Regions from separate parts of the Homo sapiens genome. Here region 2 is linked to region 1. The links are chromatin contacts, found by Hi-C or POLR2A ChIA-PET in ENCODE. All regions are on one chromosome and are shown on one strand. Each heading gives the region's core, a stretch centred on a gene start or an enhancer-like site at or near the end of the contact. The rest is flanking DNA. Distances are from core to core; before and after follow the strand shown. Region 1 holds the start of PCAT4 (prostate cancer associated transcript 4). Region 2 overlaps PRDM8 (PR/SET domain 8).

Region 1 (5,676 bases), core at 1,029-3,528:
GTTTGGGAACGATGTTAACATCACACACTTCCAAAAGAAATCTTGTAACTCTTAGTTATCCTTCCAGCCCCCGAACCCAAGCCCTAAGCAACTACTAATCTACTTTCTGTCTCTATAGGTTTTCCTATTCTTGACATTTTATATAAACTGAATCATATAATTCATGTTCTTTAGTGAATGGCTTCTTTTACTTAGCATAATGTTTTTAAGATTCATCCATGTTATAGCATATATTAGTACTTTATTATTTTTTATGGCTAAATAATATTCCACAGTGATTTCCTCCACTTTATCGGTTGATAGACATTGTTTCAACTATATGGCTGCTATAGATGTTTGAAACAAGTTATGTTTTTATTGTTGGATATATACTTAGGAGTAGAATAACTGGGTCATATGGTAACCTATGTTTAACCCACTTGAGGATTTGTCGGACTGTTATCCAAGGTGGTTGCCCTATTTTATATTCCCACCAGCAGTGTATGAAGGTACTAATTTCTTCAAATTTTAACAGCGATTGAGAATTACTATATTTTGTAAATGGAAATACCACTACTAAAAACACAATGCTATAAATAGAATGATGTCTTTTGTTTCCAAAGTTGATATACTAGAGCAATGTAAAAATAATAAAAGCGAGATATTTCATGGCAAAATTATCACAGGTTAAACGCTGCAGCCACAAGCACCACCAGTGAGTATTTTCAGGGCAAATGGGAAAAGGACCAAGAAGAAAAAGTTTAATAAATTTAACTTGAGAGGCCAGAATAATAGTAATGCCACTAACAAAGGAAGAGAAGTTGGGAAAAGAGGCAGATTTATAAGGGAAAACAATCAGTTTTGAACATAATCTTAAAGATGATGTCCATTGAAGACAACTGGTGACTTAGAAAAGTGATGCAGCTGATTCTGATGTGATGGATCCATTCACAAAGTTAATAAGGAGAAGCTGGGCATAGTCAGGGTATTCTTAAACACTGAAGTTACATAATGTCATGCTTTCAGAGCAATGACAGACAAAAGATTGGATTGTTTTCATTCAATACGATAATTTATTACTTTTTATATTTTTGTAATCTTATCACAACTTCTACTGAAACCTGAGAAGTATCTTACTAGATTCTCAGAGACTATTCCTGGAACACAGCAATACTCAAACTCCTTATTGACAAGTGGATTATTTGAATTGTGCAGATCTCTGAGAAGGTGAAGATACTTTTCAGAAACATTTGGGCACTGAGTCTTTCTTTCCCTGGATGGTATGTGGCATTGCAGATGCTGACTTTGATACAAAATCAATAAAAAAATGCAATCTGTTAACATTCATTTAAGTAAAAGTGCATAGATTAGGAAACTGTTGCAGACACTGTTAGTACTCTACCCATCTCTAATTGGGTTTCTTTGCCGTTGTCATATGTGTAAGCTCCCAGTCAGCTTTCATTCCTAACAGCCAACACCTGTGTCTCTTGGTAGACGGATGCTTTCAAACATTCAGATTCCATTTTTCTACGTGCATGGAGATCTAAAATTGCCTAGGAATTTACTCCTCTACCTCACCACTATGGGTGGTGTATAAGCAATGTCTGGTCAGAGATGAATAACTCAACTCTCTTGCCACTTGACTTCGGAGAACTGACAAATAACCCACATTTTCTCCAGAGTTCCCCTATGGGATTAAAAAGATTTTCTTTAAAATTTTATTGTGGTAAGAACATTTAACATGAGATCCACCCTCTTATCAAATTTTTAAGTGTAAAATATATTATTGTTGCTTCATATAGGATTGAATCCAAGTCCTGCATGAAACATAGCATGACTTGACACCCATTCCTGGCATCTTTTCCTTCCTGATCCCATTTTCCTGCTTCCCTAAACAATTTTTCCTGGGAACACTTCCTACTAAAACACTTTCACATGAATCCTCATTTCAGAGCCTAAAACCAACCCAAGTCAGAAGGTTGATTAGTTTTTTTATTTGCTGCTATAATAGGTAACCACAACCTTGGTGGCTTAAAATAACAAAAATTTATTAACTTATAGTTCTGAAGTCCAGTATGGGTTAAAACCATGTCACTGTACTAAAACCAAGACGTTTCAGGAGTGCATTCCTCTTACAAGACTCTGGGGGAAAGAGTGTTTCCTTACCTTTTCCACGTTCCCAAGGCCATCCATGTTTCTCAGTTCCTCACTCTTTTTCTCCATTTTCAAAACCAGCAAACGGTAGTAGATTTCACAGCACATCGCTCTGACTTCCTCTTCTGCCTCCCTCTCTCACTTTAAAGGCCCTTCCTGATTACATTGAGCCTACCTGGATAATCCAGGCCAATCTCCTTATCTTCAATCAGCTGACGAGCAACTTCAATTCTATCTGTAACCCTAATGCTCCTTTGCCAGGATACTTAACACTGTTCTTCTCTTCCTTCTTCAGAATCTCACTTACAATAAGTTTTATTTAATGATTCTCCTCCTTATACTTTCTGTCTCACCAGTTTCCTCTCACACTGATTTACCTGCTACACATAAATATTCTTATTGGGCTTATGTGCCTTTTCCTCCACTTATTCAACCTCTCACCTGGATAGATGCTTCTGCAGAAATCTACACTAACAATAGTGTGTGGATGCCTGGAGCCACAGATAACTGTTGCCCTGCCCAACCAGGAGAATAAGACACTGCATTTAATGTTACTATGGGTTATAAATACCACCCTCTGTGCCTTGGACATGCACCTGGTTGTATACATCTAGAAACTCAAGTCTGGGCTGCTTATCTTCCTGAAAGTTCAGCTACAGATAAAATGAGACATTTGGTCTCTGGCCTCTCCCTTTCTCCTTTAAAACAAATGAAAGGAGGAGTAATGGGAGATACCCATACTTTCCATATAAACCTGCAGGAAAACCGTGCCCTAAAAATTTTGAGGGCCCATCTAAAACTTTAATTTGGGAAGATTGTGTTAACTCACATGCAGTAATATTAAAAAATGACTCATATGGTTTAGTAATAGACTGGGCACCAAAGGGCTATTTAAAAAACAATTGCTCCTCTGGTGGAAGGGAATGCCTGGAGGCTACTTATTTTATTTCTTATCAAGAGAACGAGAATCATCATTCTACTTTGCATAGGAGGATCAGCTCATTCTTTCCCTTAAAATGGGTAGATAAAGGCATTACACCCCCCAACCCCAGGCCTCATATGATACTCCCCATTCTGAGCCCAGAACACCCAGAACTTTGGAAATTGGCTATTGCCATGTCTGGACTGTGAGTGTGGGAAGGGAAAACTATTCTGACTGTTGTTCCCACTACCATCCCACTCAGTATCAATGTAGACCCAGACATTCTGCTTTACTTACCTCCAACCTGACTATTCCCATACAGAGCTGTGTTAAGCCTCCTTACATGCCGTTAGTAGGAAATATCAAAATTTGGACACATAATCAAACTGTCCAATGCATTAATTGTCATCTATGCACTTGTATTAACTCCCATTTTGACTCCAGGAAAAATGTAATGTTCGAGCTCGAGAAGGAATCTGGATTCCGGTAACTTTACCTAGACCTTGGGAATCCTCCCCCTCAATAAGGAAGTGCTACAGCGAATTCTAAAAAGATCTAAGAGATTTGTTTTCACTTTAGTCACTGTTATCATGGGCCTAATTACAGTCACTGCAATGGCCACCACTGCCGGAATGGCATTACACCAATCCATTCAAACAGCTCATTTTGTTAATGATTGGCAAGCCATTTCCACCCAAATGTGGAATTCTCAACAAGGCATCGATCAAAAATTGGCAAATCAAATTAATGATTTAAGACAGTCTGTTATTTGGGTTGGAGATCGGGTAGTGAGTCTCGAGCATCTCATGCAAATGCAGTGCGATTGGAATACTTCAGATTTCTACATCACCCCATATTCCTATAATGAGACTGATCATTCATGGGAAATGGTCAAAGGACATCTTCTGGGTAGAGAAGATAATTTATCATTGGACATAACTAAATTAAAGAAACAAATTTTTGAAGCCTCTCAAGCTCACTTATCCATTGTGCCTGGAGCTGAGGCGTTAGATCAGATGGCAGAAAATCTTTATGGATTAAACCCCATGACTTGGATTAAGTCTACTGGGGGCTCCACTGTAGTACATTTTGGAATTATGTTTCTCTGTTTAATCGGCTTGTTTTTAGTGTGCCAGACCAGTCAAAGAATCCTGCATCAAAATCGGGAGAACGAACAAGCCTTCATCGCCATGGCACATTTATATAAAAAGAAAGGGAGAGATGTTGTGGGAAGTCAGGGACCCCAAACGGAGGGACCAGCTGAAGCCATGGCAGAAGAATGTGGATTGTGAAGATTTTATGGACATTTATTAGTTCCCCAAATTAATGCTTTTATAATTTCTTATGCCTGTCTTTACTGCAATCTCTAAACATAAATTGTAAAGATTTCATGGACACTTACCACTTCCCCAATCAATACCCTTGTGATTTCCTATGCCTGTCTTTACTTTAATCTCTTAATCCTGTCAGCTGAGGAGGATGTATGTTGCCTCAGGACCCTATAATAATTGCATTAACTGCACAAATTGTACAGCATGTGTGTTTGAGCAATATGAAAACTGAGCACCTTGAAAAAAGAACAGGATAACAGCAATTGTTCAGGGAATAAGAGAGATAACCTTAAACTCTGACTGCCAGTGAGCCGGGCAGAACAGAGCCATATTTCTCTTCTTTCAAAAGCAAATGGGAGAAACATTGCTGAATTCTTTTTCTCAGCAAGGAACATCCCTGAGAAGGAGAATGTGCACCTGGAGGTATAGGCTTATAAACAGCCCCCTGGGCGTGGCCGTTTCTTATGGTCGAGACTGCAGAGATGAAATAGACTTCAGTCTCCCATAGAGCTCGCAGGCTTATTAGGAAGAGGAAATTCCTGCCTAATAAATTTTGGTCAGACCGGTTGATCTCAAAACCCTGTCTCCTGATAAGATGTTATCAATGACAATGGTGCCCGAAACTTCATTAGCAATTTTAATTTTGCCTCGGTCCTGTGGTCCTGTGACCTCGCCCTGCCTCCACTTGCCTTGTGATATTCTGTTACCTTGTAAAGTACTTAATGTCTGTGACCCACACCTATTCGCACACTCCCTCCCTTTTGAAAATCCCTAATAAAAACTTGCTGGTTTTTGCGGCTTGTGGGGCATCACGGAACCTGCCAACATGTGATGTCTCCCCTGGATGCCCAGCTTTAAAATTGCTCTCTTTTGTACTCTGTCCCTTTATTTCTCAAGCTGGCCGACACTTAAGGAAAATAGAAAAGAACCTACATGAATACTGGGGCAGGTTCCCCGATACTGTAACCCTAATGCTCCTTTGCCAGGATACTTAACATAGTCACAGGTTCTGGGGATGAGGACATGGACATATTTGGGGCTGAGGACTCCTAATTCTGCTTATAGCAGTTGATAAACCCCAAATACGAAAGGCTTGTCATACCACAAATTAGATTATTTTCTCATATCAGACATTATCCTATTCTGGAAATGTGTTAGCTTCTGCCTTTTTAGGGAACTACAGGCCTAGGAAAATTCACATCAAGAGAAGTTATATCTGTTTCTAACTTGCTCCTATTAATTATTTGTGTCCTTGACTAATGAAATCAGGAGTTTTAATCTGTTTATATC
Region 2 (5,676 bases), core at 1,418-3,917, 380 kb before region 1:
TGTCACGCTAGTTGTGAATAGCAGAGGTAGAATTAGAATTTTAGACAGTTTGCTGGGGTTTAGTGTTTCAGATCATCCAAATGTTGCCTAGGAAAACTGAGAGCAGGCCTCAAAGAAATGTAGCAAATATATATATATATATATTTGGATGATCTTAAAGAACCACACCTGCTTTTTTAGCAATCTAGGTCACATTCCCAATAGGTACATCATTTTGCTCTATACCTACTCTTAACCTGCTCCCTGCCCTAATCATAACTTGCTTTGTAGAGGTCCTAAAATAATGAAGGCTTTAATATCCTGTTAGGGAAAACCATTGCAAAGCCTGTAATGAGACCTTGTATACACTTCCCATGTCAGACCTTTTCACAAGCTTCCACCTTCATATACAGGGGAGAGTCTTCAGGATGTGAAGAAAGGAGAAAAAAAATGAGACAACTCCTGTGATAGCTAAACCAGTGCAGTGCCTGTTTCCAGAGTGACTATGAAGATGCCTGTGGATTAAGTGCATGCTATCCTAAGGCCTAAAGAATTATCGTTCATTTGGTTTTATGTCTAATGGTTACTGGTCGTATCACATACACCTAGACTTTCTACACTCAATATTTAATTAGTTATCAGTATGTAAAGAGTACAGAAGTACTTTTCATAAAGGGAAGAGTAGAAAGAGGAGGGCAATCGTCAGGTTTTTCTGCATTGTAATGTTTCAGGACGCGTTTTTTGCAGAGGCTATACAGTTGTCCATGCCTTTAGAAGGAAAGATGGGCCTTGCAATACATAGACCATGATCAAACCACGGTCATTCCACCTTGGTTTTTAGGGAAACTCCCCACAGGATCTCTAAATAGCTTATGACAGAATGCCATTGTAATGACATTAGAGTACAAGATACCCTTCTATTTAGCCATCACTAGTAGAACCTAAAGTGGGCTTTTCATCTGGTCTCACAGATCCCAGCCTGAACATTGTTTGTCTCAGACCATTTGTGAAGATGCTAATTATCCTGCTGCTGAAAAGAATGCTGGTGTCCCAGTGACAGGTTAGCTGCATGGCAGGCATCTTTGTCTAAATGATTTGTCTTTGATCAAGATGCACAACACTTTCCAGCTAAATATTTTCGAAGTGATAATAAAAACTTATCTTCTTTTAGGCTCAAAATTGGCTTAGAGTACATAAATGCAAATGGTGCCAGGTTTATCATTCTCTCTTATGCTGTTTCTTCCCTTCTTTTCAGGAACTCAGTGAAAATAAGTGACATTTACTCAAAGTATAGTCCTTAACTACAACGATAAAATTTAAAAACTTTCCAAATATTTGCTTTGAAGAAAATAGTCATTTATTGTCAAAGCATCCAACATACTCGGATAAACTATAAAGTTTAATAAATATTTCCAGGGATAAAAGAAACACATAACTATTCAGACTCCATTTCACTGGCACAAAATTACACTTTGTATTAAAAGAAAATACATATGTACATAATTGATGACATTCTTCATTGAAGTCCATTATCATTTCATTATACATGCACTTCCCCCTGGAAACTCAAATTGAATGGTGATCCCTTTTTATTCATTTTGTTTATTTTTGTAGGAACACAAACTGTCATCAAGAAATGCAGAAAGCATCTCACCCTCCTCCTTTACTTTATATCTAAAATAAATTTTGCCCTTACATATAATTATTACATCTAAATCGTAAGTGCTTAATAATTTAAGTAGAAACGTATGACAAATGCATCAATATGTTGCAATATATGACATTTTAAAAAATGTACCTTTGTTTTGGGGAAAGTGAAAATGCGTGCATTCAAAAGAAAACCCCCTCAAACAACCCACCCAATCAAAACTCCACCATCCTGGCTCTTGTGTGTGAGTGTGTCTGTGTGTGTGTGTGGGGGGGGGTGTGTGTCCCGGGTAAATATTTGAATGAGGTTCCTGGGAGGAGAGGACGTGTGTGTGCGCGTTGGGGGGGCGGGGGGGCGGTGAATGTATGTGTCTTTGTGCAGGGTTTCGGGGTGCAAGGAAGCGGTGGATGTTCTCGCGTGTTTATTCCTGCAGGTGGCTTAACTGTGCTTGCGCGCGCGTGGAAAGCTGGGGTCCTTTCCGAGTCAATTATGCGAGGTCATGTGCCTGGAGAGGTGGTGGCGCTCCCTGAAGGACTCATTGCAGATGGGGCACTTGAGTTTCTCCTCTCGCCGCCGCTTCACCAAGGGCTCCATCGCATACTCCTTTTTGTGGTGCGACCTCATATGGTACACCAGGTCGGAGGTCATGCGGAAGGAGGCATTGCACTTGGCGCACCAGTTCTGCGCGGGCAGACACAGCGAGGTGAAGGAGGGCGGCAGCAGCGTGAGCGCCGAGGGCAGCTGCAGCTGCAAGGGCCCCGCGGCCGCCGCCGCAGCCGCGGCTGCAGCGGCAGCGGAGCTCTTGGGCCAGAAGGCGGTGGCGTACAGGAAGGGGCTCTGCTTAGGCAGGCCGCCGCCGCCGCTCGGCAGGGACCCGCAACCTCCGTTCAGGTCCGCGGCCCCCTGGAGCTTCACCGCTAGAGGGTCCGCGGCGGCGGGATAGAGTCTGGTGGGGCCCACGCCGTCGGCGGGGTGGCATGGCTCGAGCGCGCCCAGCTTCTGGCCCAGCACCAGCGGGGACAGCTGCGAGAAAGAGCGTGCTGGCTGCGAGAAGGCGCTTTTGCGCTCGTCCGACGCGGCGCCCTGGCCCCCGCCCGCGCCGCCTGCGGCCCCGGCGCCCGTTCCGCCCCCACCGCTGGTGCTGCCCGCGCTGCCCAGCTGCGGCACCGAAGTGAAGGCGCTGCCCCTCGCAGGACTGCCGCCCTCGAGCCGGCTGGGCAGCGGGCCCCCAGGCCGCGGGGCCAGCAGCTTCTCGGCGCCCACCGGTGACGCGGCCGCGGGCGTGGAGGAGCCGCCGCCGCCGCCAGCGTCCTGGTCCTCGGAGGCGACTCCCGCGCCGTCGGCTGTCCCCTCCTCCTGCAGGCTGGCCGCGCGGGCAGCCTTCTTCACCTCCACGAAGGCGCTGCGCTTCGCCTCGCCCGTCTCGGGACTTGGCGGCGCGAAGAGGCGGCCGTTCTCTTCCAGGCCGAAGTAGCTGCCCGAGGCTCGGTACTGCTGCGGTGTGCACACCAGATCCTCCTTGGAGGCCGGGAGGGGCCGCTCTACGAAGCGGCCCCGGCCCCCTACCAGACCAGCGCCACCGCCGCCCTCCGCCGCCTCCTCCGGGAATTTCCTCTTTCCTTTGCCGCCGCCCGTGGCGATGCCGTCGGGACTCAGCTCCGCCTCCTGGTGGCCGCCGCCGCCGCCGCTGCCGCTACCGCTGCTGAGGCTCTGGGCTGGGGAGCAGCTGCTGCCTCCCCGGGAGTTTTCCAGCTCCCTGGCCAGGTTGTGGAAGTCTGTGGATGGCTTCGCGCTGCTGCCGCCGGCGGCAGCGGATGGGTTGCTGCTTTCCGGGGAGGGGGATGGGTAGTGGTGGAGGGGGCCGGCTTTGCAAAACTTGGGACCCGGGCCTAAAGGTGCCTCCTGCTGCTGCTGCTGCTGGTCTTTGCCACCGCCGCCGCCGCCCCCGTGGTCCTTGGTGCCCACGCCGCCGCCTTGTTCGTCTTGGGGACTTATATCAGCGCTGTGAAGTCTCTTGGGGCAGCGGAAACGCAGATGCGCCACATAGGGGAACTCAAACTGGAAACGTTGGCTGCATTCCAGGCATGTGTAAGGGGACGACCCTGCTTAGTGAGCAAACACCACACACACGCACGCACGCACACACACACACACACGCACACCACATGATTACTCAGCATCGCCCCCAAGCCAGTTTGCCACCATCCCCTTGACAAATCCACCTTCATTTCTCAGGGCCTGAGTGCCTGAGAAAAGAATGACCAACCTGATCTAACTTTCCCTCCTGATTTGGAGGGAATACAGCAAACAAGCAAGTTTCCTCGCTTTATCCTCACCTATCTGTTTAACTTCATTCCAGACTACATCTCAGAATCTTCCTATGAGACACCCGAAGGGAAGAAAGGCGCGCCAACGCGCCGGGTGAGCCCCTGCCGCTCCCTGCGTCTCTCCCCCGCTAGTTAAGGGCCCACACGCCGGTCGCGAGCCAACCTACCATTCATTTTGTTGTGGGATCTAGAGGGGCAGAGCAAGAGTAACTCAGTCAGTTCTTTCCCGTACCAAACTAGTAACTCCTCGTCTTTGGCAATCCTGCGGAGAGAGCGGTAGAACAGCTGTCCGTTTTTTATGTAGGCTTCAAGGTTCTGCTCTTCCTTATCTCTGGCCGATTGGACCAACCGCAGCCACATGAGACCTTCTGAGGAACCATTTGCTGCTGAGGTGTCTACCTGCGGTTTGAAATAAATGAAAGAAGACAAGAAGGAGAGGGGGAGAGGGACCCTCATGAGGGAATGAAATCAGAAGAATCAAGACCATTTCTTCTATGTTAGTCTTTTCCAAAAATTGTCTGAGACCACGCTTCCAAAAGTTTGGCCCAAGCTGGGACCTGTCCTCATGTTTGTAACCATTAGGCAAGATAACCATTCTTTGAAACACTGCATCAATCATATAGTTTATTTAAGTCACCGTTTTTATATATTGGTTGAATACTAAATGAGGAAATTTCTTCTTATAATTTAGTGTTAACCCCTTGAGAGTTTACTTCTAAGTTATTCCACATTACAAAGGTATGGAGAATTTTGTTTGTTTCAGAAATAAAGCAAGCTTAGATCTTAGAAATTATGCTATGGCAATCATGTTCCTAATCTTGGCTAGAACAATTAATAGATTTTCTTTGTAAAGAAGAATAGGAAATGAGAGGTCTGAATCTTCCAATTCAGACATATGGATTTGATGATGCTTTACTGTCAAAACCATAAACATTTTTATTTAAATACAAACTCTGGGCACTAGCTAATATTACCAAAGAAACTAATCTTTAGGGGATGAAGAAGCCTCCTCAAATGGAAGGCAGATGTACCCAATACTTGTCAAAGAACTTGCAGAAACTAGTTAGTATGCAAATAGCCTCCACCCCAGTGAAATCTCCCAGAGTTTAGGAAGTCGTGTTCATCACCAGGATAATCCAGAACTGAAGCACTGATTTAGATATTTCTAACATTCCAAATCAAATTTTGTCATTTATTCCAAAAAATCAGTTGACAATAATTTGAGTTTAATTTTCCTTTTCTAATTTTTGATGTGTGAAATGGGATTGCTTGCATTATTGCATTTTTCCACAGGCAAAACCTATCTCCACTTGTCATTATAATTATTTTTAGTCCATTTCCAACAGGACATTACCCTCATACACCTACACAGCTACAGTGGAGACTTACCCGAAAGATATACGGTACTGTTCTCTTGTCAGTAGACTTGAGAGCTATGAAAGCTATGCTGTCATATAGGGAAGTATGGCTCAGGACACAGGGACCAAATATAGCATTCTCAGGGATGTCGCAGGTGGTGTAAACGCTGGTAAAAATATCTGTCAGACATTGTTGGACAGCCTTGGCATCTCCATCCCAGATGCCTCGCTGGATGCCAGTATCCTCCATCACTGGAGATAGACACACAGCACAAGAAAGTGAGTTATGTTACTGCTTTTAACGCCATTAACCCAAGCAGAACTGTCCAAATACTAGGTAGATTTTCCTTGCACATGCCTGATT

What was found. Hi-C counts contacts between places; a loop is a spot of excess contacts on that map. ChIA-PET counts read pairs that join two places held with the same protein, here RNA polymerase II (POLR2A). Pooled maps may share reads with other maps.
Region 2: a map of prostate gland shows a loop between it and region 1 (2.4-fold over the local background). The contact joins the enhancer-like site here to the promoter of PCAT4 in region 1. A Hi-C loop is called at or near these places in 2 of 168 maps with a recorded cell type or tissue (prostate gland and sigmoid colon) and 2 of 50 pooled maps. POLR2A ChIA-PET finds 5 or more read pairs at or near these places in 3 of 52 experiments (IMR-90, PC-3 and activated CD4-positive, alpha-beta T cell).

Annotation. Positions count from the first base shown.
Region 1 is chr4:79,824,073-79,829,748 of GRCh38, reverse strand. PCAT4 (prostate cancer associated transcript 4) reads right to left here and starts at 2,278. Exons shown (of 2, transcript NR_026555.1): 1 at 2,146-2,278.
Region 2 is chr4:80,199,967-80,205,642 of GRCh38, reverse strand. It overlaps PRDM8 (PR/SET domain 8), which reads right to left. Exons shown (of 4, transcript NM_001099403.2): 2 at 5,344-5,564; 3 at 4,122-4,353; 4 at 1,314-3,729. The coding sequence starts at 5,562. The coding sequence ends at 2,111. Among named protein-coding and RNA genes, the nearest start is that of PRDM8, 5.3 kb to the right of the region's middle. RefSeq lists silencers at 2,618-2,717, 3,178-3,257 and an enhancer at 3,620-4,819. Within about 2 kb of position 2,667, at least 26 of the 41 ENCODE cell types and tissues checked have a DNase peak (open chromatin) inside an H3K27ac peak, as active enhancers do; they include IMR-90, prostate gland and sigmoid colon, where a contact is called at or near this core.